Regions from separate parts of the Mus musculus genome. Here region 1 is linked to region 2. The links are chromatin loops, found by intact Hi-C in ENCODE. Cell type or tissue: heart. All regions are shown on one strand.

Region 1 (5,000 bases), 1.4 Mb after region 2:
CACTGGGAGCAAGTAGAAGTACATGTAATGGGCTACTACTCTTTTCTATCTCTTATGAATACTACCAGCTATCTCTGATTTAGACATATTTCTATCTCTTACAAAAGTGACTGTAAATGGAAGAAAACTTAGCGGTGTCTGAGAGCCAGCATACAGTAGCTCCTTGCCAATGTGTGTAAACAGACGTAAATATGACTGGCCAGAAGGGCCTTTAAGCCATCTCAGAACCTAATGCAATTTACAGGGTTAAGTTACACTCGAACCGCATAAATATATTTTACTGTCTGTAATGGCAACTTAAAATAAAGGGAGATCTGGAAGGGAAGAGCTGAGGCCTCTAGTCTCTGCTTTCTATTTTATGGGACAGTAAATGACAAAGTAAGTAGCTGTTATTTACAGGACATCCACTTCACAGAACTGAGGAATCGGAGCTAGGCCATTAGTAACGGTGCACAGGCTCCCTAGATGTTATGCTTAGAAGTGAACATGTGACTCTACAATTCACATGAAGCTACCAATAAAGTAGTCTCCGTTGTCTTCTGGAGAGGCACACGAAACCAATACAATGGGCTAACCTGGCCCTCGGGTTCAGAGCCCTTTATGACAAAGCCTGCAGCGTGAGAGAGGATCCAGAACTGTATTCACAGCTGGCATGTGGATCACATTTTAGCTAATGAAAACTGCTGTGGAAAGTCAGCCCTGGGTAGAGGATGTTAAGTTATAATCTCTCTCTGAGAGCTGAAACGGACTCAGCTAAGGGGTGAGCACGCTGGTCAGAATGCTCCTTGCTTTCGTGAGAAATAAGTAATCAAATAAAAGAGTAGCTTCCGGTTTACCCTTGAGTTTGGGCTACAAAAATCTCCTCTCTCAGAGGCAGTTTAAATAAAGACCAATTGTGACAAGTGATAAGGCACTATGGAACCCAGTGTGGTCACCCACAATGCAAAGCTTGCTAAAAGGACCAAAAGAAACTGTCAGAGTTACAGTCTTTTCTTGGCTGTTTTTACAGCCCCGCCCCCATATTCTGGGAATACTCGAGATTAAAGCTTTGCAAGCTCTCTGACAGTTAAAGCAGTTGGGCGTACATGCTTTCAGTTCAGAGGGAACTGGCAAAGCATCTGCTTTAACATTATGGACTGAAACTGAGTTCTCATACCATTGGACGGGAGGGAAAGTGTCCAGGTCGTTTCCAATGCTTTAGGAAGGCTACTTGGCAGAGCAACTATAGCTGACTTGGACTTTCAGAGAGCTACATACAAGGCAGAGGGAGGACAGGCGGCCACTGAAAAATACGCCAGTGTCTGTCTTTTGGACCTGTGGGAGGAAGAGGCTAGATGAGGTCTTACCAAAAGGTTGATAATTTAGTCTGGAAGGTGAACTTTAATTTGTTCTGCAAAACAGAGCCCAGCTTGAAAGCTAGAACTGAGAAAGACTGAGAACTGCACTGTGGATATGATGAATGGGCCCAGTCTGCAAACTTCTCCACGTGGGTAATAACCAAGGACTAGAGACAGTGGAAGCACACACCATCGCACAAACAATGCTGGGTGGAGGCGGGTTGCTTGTCTTTGTGTCCTTTCTGCGGTTGATAACTGCTCTGGGGTTGGGTGGCTGCTGCTGTTGGATTCAGGAGATGCTGAAGAAGTGAAAGCTCATGCTTAAGATAAATATCTTGCATTCTTTAGAATCAATCAATATAATCAATGGAAACCCCTAAGGTCACCATATTAAGTACGGCAGCTAGATCAATTCCTGGTACTTATTTTTGCGGTTGTAATACTAATGTTGAGACAACAGTTATAATCAGATCTTTTGCCTCGGGGCTAAAGAACTAGACTGTCAGATTTGGAAAGGTATTTTCTTCCACAAGCAGGGAGCCAGGGACATATTTATTGCTTGTTTATTTTTTATTTTTTTATTTTTCTTCTTACTTGGAGCTACCAGTAGTATGGCAAATTAATTAATCTTCCACCTCAGTCAGGTAAAATTTTCATCCTTAGGGAAAGAGTTTCCTGCGTTTCTCTGGTTGCTTACTGGAAAGTCTATCAAGGCATCCCCAGCAGCTTATAAAAGCAGATGAAAACTGTAAACAGGGACACTTTTTGTAGGAGGCAAACTGGAAGTGGACTCATTAAATGATCGCATGAGTGAAAATGCACAGGTAAAAGGGAGGTGATTAATTTAGATGCCACTGTAGCAAAACCAATGAGATGGATCACTTTTCTAAAAAAAAAAAAAAAATGCAACCAAGTTTTAAAAGAACTGCGCTTCCTAGAAGCAATGTTTGAGTCATAATGTGAAACGGAAGGCCTTTAGGAGCCCTGGGAGGACTGCAGAGCAGTACAGAAAAACAGGGTTTTGCCAAACCCAGCAGCTTGTTGGAATCAGCTCAGTGGCTCATGTCCCTACCCACTCCACGCCTCTGTTTCCCCAGCTGCAGATGAAGAACTGTGTCTAACTGGATGGCTGGGAATGAATCTTTCTTCAGTTCTTCTCATCATCTTTACTGACATCTCAAGCTTTGCTTTTATTGAACATCTATAACAGGACATTGTCTCCCTTAGAGCTGAAATGTGAAAGCTGTGAATTAGGAATGCAAAACAACTTTTAAAATAGATTCACAATGTAGATATTAACCAGTAGGGATTAGGCGACTGGCATGCAATGAATGACCCGTTAGTAGCCTAGAAGTAACAAGAAATACAGTCTCATACCACCACTCAGTTAAGGGCATTTTCCTTGGCCATTTGTTTTCCAGGGGTGTGGTGAGGACTTCTAGTAACAGCTGTGTCAATTCTAGGCTCTTCACAAGGCAACGAGATAACAGAGCACACAGAGATAATTCCTTTCCTGTGCTTGGAACAGAACAAGTAGCCCTATGCTCAAATCCAGTGACAGAGCCTGCCGTTAACTAGACGGCGTTTCAATTCAGACAATCAATTATTACATTAGTCTAGTCAAGAGTTCAACAATGCAAGTCAACATTCCCTTCGAACAGGTTATTCTTAAGTATGTTTTGAATGCCAGCCATCAGCTGTACCCCGAAGCTGTGTTTTACCTGCAGTTATCCGTGTAGTCTGCAGGGGCCAGGTTTCCACACGTGGGTTAATAAGAAAATAGTAAGGTGATGAAATACACGCTGGTCCTAGGTGTTGTTCCAAGCACTGTAAGAATGTATGCACAGCTCAGAGTGGTGGCTCACACCTTTAAGACCAGCACTCCTGAGATAGAGGCAGGGAAAGCTCTGTGGGTTCCAGGCCAGCCAGGGGTACATAGAGAAGCCCTGTCTCGAAACAACAACAACAATAACAACAAAAAGATCCAAACCACTTAAGTATAAATGATAAACACCTACACATCACAGCCTAACGATGGAGAGGTTTGTCCAGTCAGGCCTCTCTACCACATTACCATACACCCTCCCATCAACTTTCCTGAAGCCATACCTCTCACTTTATTGGAGCCCCTCCAAGTGCTATTTCAGTGCTCCTGGGCTTACTGTCTGATCAGTCTTAAGATGTTCGGAACTGTTGAATCGCTGCCAATATGAGGCACAAGTGACAGTCTCAAGGCCTGCAGCCGCTCGTGGTCTGAAGTGGAAGGAAGCAGCTTCATTTGTATTCAGCAAGGTTTTTAGAAGTTTCCTCCCGCCCCCTCTGACTCAAAGGTTCTGTTTGATCAGCAACACGTGCTTCCACAACTGGGCTTTTGAGAAATTTTTATGTGAATTTGGAATTATTTATTGAATTTATTCTGCACTTTTGGGAATTAAGCTTCAGGGTTCATGCATGCTAGGCCACTGAATCGTATCCTAGCCCAGAATGCTATACTCTATACCCATCCATATGCTACCCCTATGAGCTCTCATTTACTGAAAGACATTACAACATATATATACATATACATATATGTGTATATATATACATACATATATACACATATGTGTGTGTGTGTGTGTATGCCTTGTTTTCATTCCCTTTTATAGCTGTCAAATTTAATTATGGCTGAAGATAAAATGAAACAATACATCATTCATTTTTTTTACAACATTGACTTAATTTAAAAACAAAATGTGAATTCTTCATGCGTTCCTTTAAGTAACTACAGCTTTTTGTTTTAACCGTTCAGAAATTTCCTCTTTTCAGAGGTAAACCGTGTTTCCTTTGAGGTTTTGGTGGAGAAGCAACCAGTATAAAAACATGTTAAGATATATCATTCAAAGTCCAAACTTAACCAAGATTCTGTTTTAAAAGCTTCTTTCACAAAACAAAGCAAAACAAAACAAAACAAAACAAAACCTGTCCCAGGAGAGACAGCACTAGCCGCTCCAGAGTGAGGCAACACTGCCCTCTGGAGGCTGATTAGCGTGTCCGTTTCACACAAACCCTGCCACCGACAGGGCTACCAGCCCGTTCCTACCCAACACTTCTTTCATCTTTAGAAACATCCCCTGCTGTTTAATTTCCATCATTTTTACTGATCTGCCCTCAAGAGAACAAGATGAATTTCATCTGAAGTCCATTTGACTCTTTTATTCTACAAGACTTGCGGTTGATAATCCTTTCTCCAAAATCTTTAGAGTTCACAATTCCGTGGCTCCTAGAAGAGTAGCTGCTAACAACATATCGGAACCGATAGAAATTTAGGTTAGGTTTTTACAAGTTTTACAACCAATATATTTCCAAAACCAGTGGGGAAAAACAATGACTACTAAGAACACTGGGGACGTGCAAGGACTCTTGGGCATTTGCCTAAATGGGATCAATGAAGAAACAGACATAGAGTTGTATCATTGGCTCAGATCATCAAGAAATAAGTTGCATATAAATTGAATTTTACAAATTAATTTAAAAATATATCTTTAATTTTTTAAAGCTTTTACCCAAATTGCTATTTTTCTTAACATATCCATGCCCTTTTCTGGTAAGCAATATAGCATGAATCATTAGTTATTACACCAAACACCATGACAGTGAAAACATCAAGTCTTGTTACAAACG
Region 2 (5,000 bases):
TAAGATTGCTAGGTGTGGACAAGGAAGAACAAGTTTTACAATGGAAATTAAGTAATGTTTGGTTTCTGAGCTGGGGGAATGAAGTGCTTACTTTACATATCAAAGCAGATCTGGACTTAAGGTTCTCCCAGCATCCCTCAGTCCATACCTGGCACACCCTGCTCCCATCCCTGAACTTTCCAGCCTAGGGGTTGAGCTGCCCTTCCCCCAAAAGGCTCCTGCCTATATAATCCAGACATTTTGATCTCTCTCCCTCATTTCTCTTTCTCTTTCTCTCTTCGGGCACACACACTTTCTCCCCCCCCCCCCCCCCCCCCACACACACACACACTCATAGTGACTTCCCTGGCCTGGTCTTTGGGGTTAGTGAACTCATCCAAGAGCAGCTCCCCAATAAACCTGACTTCAATATATTCTAATCTGGCTTGAGTTGGCTCATTTCACTGGCAGAGAAATAACCTATCTCTTAACATAAGTCCTTCACCTTAGCTTTAAGGAATAGCATTTTACTGAGAACGTAAATACTCTGGACATAAAATACACTGACATTCAACCAATGAATGTCCTTTTCACGGTGAGCAGGGCGCAGGGCTGAGTAATGAACTCTGTTCTTCCACTGCTTTGCTTTTACAGAATCCTCACTCTGTCTCGGACACTCTCTTTCTCCATGCTTAGCTGGGGGGGGGGGGGGTTTACTGGGTTAATTCCATCTCTAAAATAAAATGAAATAAAATAAAATAAATAAAAATAAAGAACTGTTACTAGGGTGTGTGTGCGCGCGTGTGCGCGTGCGCGTGCGCGCACGGACACATGAGTAGAGGTCAGAAGAAGCATGCTCTGGGGTTGGGTCCGTCCTTCCATCTTTCTGTAAATTCTGGAGATTGGAGTCAGGTGCTCGCCCTGTATTCTTTTTTCATGTCATCCCCCTGCTGTAGACCCCTGACCCAAGTTTTTCATAAAAGTGCCTCTTCTGGGAGGTTATTACCCAGTTCCAAAGCCTGCCCTTTGCTGCTTCCGGGTGTTATCAGTCCACCTCTACAGGGCTACAAAGTCTCTATCTATAACCAGACCACAAAACCTTTGATAAAATAGATTGTCACTTTGCTAATTTACTATAAAAGTTATCATTTTGAAAATACTTTTAGAGTAACTCCTGTCTTGCTAGTTCTGGGTGTGTTTGTATTTTTAATGAACTAATGATACAGAGACTAGGGGTACTTTTATCACCCAAATGAATTATTGCCATTTGTTTAAAATGATGTAATCACCATCACCATCATCATCCCCCACTGGACTCATCGACTACTTTCTAAAACACCTGGATACATAATAAATAAATAATAGTAATAAGACAAAAGGCATTGGCACATTCAGTCAAAGTGTTTCTCACCCAAGGAGATGTTACTTGTATACATAGACTCAATATTATGCCATATAAAGTGTGATGCCATTTTATATAGGTCTGAGTTCATGAAGTTTATAGTATTAAAATATTAAGTATGAAATAGTGACCCCAATGGCCATGACAGTGGAGAATAAAATGGACCAAGATGAGGATAAGAAATAGATGCAAATGTCCTGAAAAGATCCAAGTCCAGTTGCCACCAACTGCTCAGTGTTCCAGGAAGGCATAAAGAAGAGTTTCACAGAGAGAAGAAAGGAACCAGCCACAGCTGACCACAGGCAGCCAAGAGGAGGCAGTGGGCAGGGAGGAGAAAGAGCAGGAAGCTTATCTGAGGAGATGAGTCCCTGCAAGCCGGCTTCTCACTACAGCCCTTTGTTTCCTGCGCAGCCTAAAGAACCAAATGAAATTCATTTAATGTTATGCCCGTCATTTTGGAGCACTCTTAGGGTGGGGTGGGGGTTGCAGCTCAGTGACAGAGTGCTTGCCTAGTGCCTGTGAGGTCCTGGTTCAATTCCCAGGAAGGTAAAACCAAAAACAAATAAACAAAGGCTCTATATCTTAACATTTAAAGATGTGAAACTATATATTTTTTTAATTTTATTTTAATGCTCTTATTTACTCTTTGTAAGTTTAGCCTTTAACTTTATATGCCTCAGTACAGGGGAACGCCAGGGCCAAGAAGTGGGAGTGGGTGGGTAGGGGATTGGGGGGGGGAGTATGAGGGACTTTTGGGATAGCATTTGAAATGTAAATGAAGAAAATATCTAATTAAAAAAAAGTTTAGCTTTTAACCTTTTACTGCTGATTTTTTTTTTTTTTTTTGTGAAGAAATCTAAGTGACACATATCGTTATTTTTATACCTGCCCTTTTCAGGAATGGACCCCTCCCTTGGGAACACGTCTTTCTATATTTCACCTATGAGAAATTTCCAAACGATGACTGGCCTAAGCCAAATATTGCCAAATGGAATTAGGTAAGGCTATCTGATGTGCCAAGTGTCCAGTTCTGGAAAATTCAAAGCACTTGTAGTTGATTACAAGATCACACTGGTACATTCTTGTTTGAAACAATCCCTGGTCCTAACTAGAGTGACTTCAGGGAGAACGCTTGGCCCTTCCTTTTCTGACCTTAGTCACTTCCCATTCATTATTATTTCTTATTACCTCACGTTTCCTGTCTTATTACTATTAATACCCAGAAAATTTGCTTTGTATATAAAATCTCAACCCAGGGTTCCATCTGAAGGATGGGTTATACTGATACAATTCTGATTCCTTCTAAAACAGCCCTAAGAAATGTGCTATAGTCAAAGACATGGACTTGAACATTAACAACAAAAAGCTCCCCCTTCCGATTTCATTTCACTTGGTCAGACTACAGGAAAATGTAATGAGCGGCCTGCTTTCTGCCCACTAGGTGGCGAAAGAATGCAATTTAAAATACCGGTAACATGCCTCCCACAAACTCAAGATTTTTGAAATGATTCGTGACTTCTGGTTCCCATTTACCTTCAAACCTTTCAGACTGAAACATAAATCGATCTGAAGGACATGATTAGAAATTATTCCCTAGAATAACTTCAGAAGCTGAGCAGGTTCTGCATGGTCAAAGTCCCCATCTCCCCAAATTCCCTCCCCACTTCCTGGTTGGAGATTCCACTGTGCACCCAGGAAGCTCTAACCTGTCAGTCATTTAGCCCAGCCCTCACTGAGGCTGAGCCAGACTCTGTTCCAGAAATTCTTCCCAGCCTACAGCATTGTTTTTGCCTTTGCTGGTTATTTCTTATCACCATATATAAGCATGTTGTCATTTTCATATAAGCTCCATGCTACCCTTGCTACCTAATATCAGCCTAGGTTATAGTGACATGAGATCCTGACTCAAGATACAGAAACAGAAACGAACCAAAATTCTTCCCATCCTAGTTGTTACTCCGTGTCTTTGCTTCACACCTTGAACAGACTCTGAATTGGCTCTTTCCAGTTTCTTTCTACGTGTGTGCATGCATGTCTAGACCGGCAGTTGAAGTTGGGGAATCTTCCTTTATCACGTTACACTTTGTATTTCTCAGTGAATCCAGAGCCCTTGATTTAGCTACCATGAGCCTCGGGACTCTACCTGCCTCTGCCATATCCGTAACCCCTCCACTTCGTCAGAAATGGGGTTCCATATACATGCTTTTAAATGTGTGATGGGCACAAACTTCATGCTCCTGTGGCAGGCACTTTCCAGTTGCTAAGACCACACACGATCCTCACTGTGAGTTTCATTAATAAATTCAAATTCTGCTACTGTTCCCTTCAAAATGTATCCACAGTGCAGACATTTCTTGCCGCCTCTGCAGAGGACAGCCCATCTTGGCTAGAATGCTTTGGTAGATTGCCTGCATTTCTGCACCGTCTAAATGGTTCTGGTGCTGCCTCCGCGTTTGCCCATCTACTTAAAGTGGCCTTAATCAAACAAAAGTCAAAAAACCTTGGTGCTGTGCTGCAACCATCGGGGTTCGCATCTCACTTACCGTGACAGTCGCAGACTGTCACAGCACGCAGAGCCCTTACAACAGCGGGCTCTTTCCCCATTGTGTCTCTTGCTGCTGTTAGTGTAATTCTGCCCGCCTCCTCCTTAGACTCCAGCCTTTCTGTTCTCTGCCTTGAGCAGCCCCTCCCCCACAGCTTTATGCCCAACGCCCACATCCCCTTGCATCTTTGCTCCCTCGCATCTCTGTTTAAAGCTGTAACGCTATGCTGCCTGTAACACCCCTCACGTTTTCCTTTCCTGTTTTCTCCCTCAGCACTTGACCCTTACTGCCCACCGCAGTGTCTTCCATCTGTCTGTCAGTTCCTGTTTCTCCTGCCCTTGCTTCATATAGAAGCAGAGATCTCTGTTTTGTGCATGGCCTTCCCGGAAGTTCAATAGAAAAGACACAGAGGAGTGACTTGAAGGTTTATTGAGTGACTATTTTACACACCTTTTTTTTTTTTTTTAATGTATGAGTACACTGTTGCTGTCTTCAGGCACATCAGAGGAGGACATCAGATCCCATCACATTGTGAGCCACAATGTGGTTGCTGGGAATTGAACTCTGGACTTCTGGAAGAGACTTGGTTAAGAGCAGTCTTAACCAAGGAGCCATCTCTCCAGTCCCAGTGAATATTTTAAAAGCCCAATAGGTTGTGACTTGTGAATGGATTCTGAGTAGGGAGGGAACAGCATCCCAAGGGTGCTCTGAAGGTGGGATAAGAGGCTTAGAAACACATGCCTCTTCTACTTTTCTGCCTCAAACCCAACCCAGCCATTTCCTCCATACTCTTGAGCATGACTAAGGCTCATTTTGCTTTCATTTCCTCTATGTATTTATCTAACTTCCCCTTCAGCGGGGGAGATTTCGCATCTAGATATTTCCTCATTGTGGAATTTATGGTTGGGGACTTTAAGACTGTTAGAGTTTTCTGTTTTGAAGAGTCGACTAAGCTCCTAGAGGTCCTTAACTTTCCCACTTCCCCCCTTTCTGCACACCGTAGTTAACTTTACAGTGCTCTAAGTATAGATTGCCCAGGCAATGGAAAGCACCCAGCCTCTTTTGTTCTTTCCAAG

Evidence for each region. A loop is a pair of places that touch in the nucleus more often than their neighbours do. Peaks named below come from ENCODE experiments on the same cell type or tissue, not always from the same donor. Only the 100,000 strongest peaks of a DNase experiment are listed, where the experiment ranks them.
Region 1: it touches region 2 in a loop (3-fold over the local background); 2 of 42 quality-filtered maps call a loop at or near these places.

What each region holds. Positions count from the first base shown.
Region 1 is chr15:5,236,078-5,241,077 of GRCm38, reverse strand. All of the region lies in intron 2 of Ptger4 (prostaglandin E receptor 4 (subtype EP4)), which reads left to right. Among named protein-coding and RNA genes, the nearest start is that of Ptger4, 5.6 kb to the left of the region's middle. In heart, no CTCF peak of the experiment used is centred here; DNase peaks (open chromatin) are centred at 2,387, 3,557 and 4,347.
Region 2 is chr15:6,623,764-6,628,763 of GRCm38, reverse strand. All of the region lies in intron 2 of Fyb (FYN binding protein), which reads right to left. Gm2245 (predicted gene 2245) reads left to right here. Exons shown (of 7, transcript NR_155272.1): 3 at 2,280-2,379. Among named protein-coding and RNA genes, the nearest start is that of Gm2245, 28 kb to the left of the region's middle. In heart, a CTCF peak has its summit at 2,810 (motif pointing right); no DNase peak of the experiment used is centred here; H3K4me3 peaks cover 1,508 bases.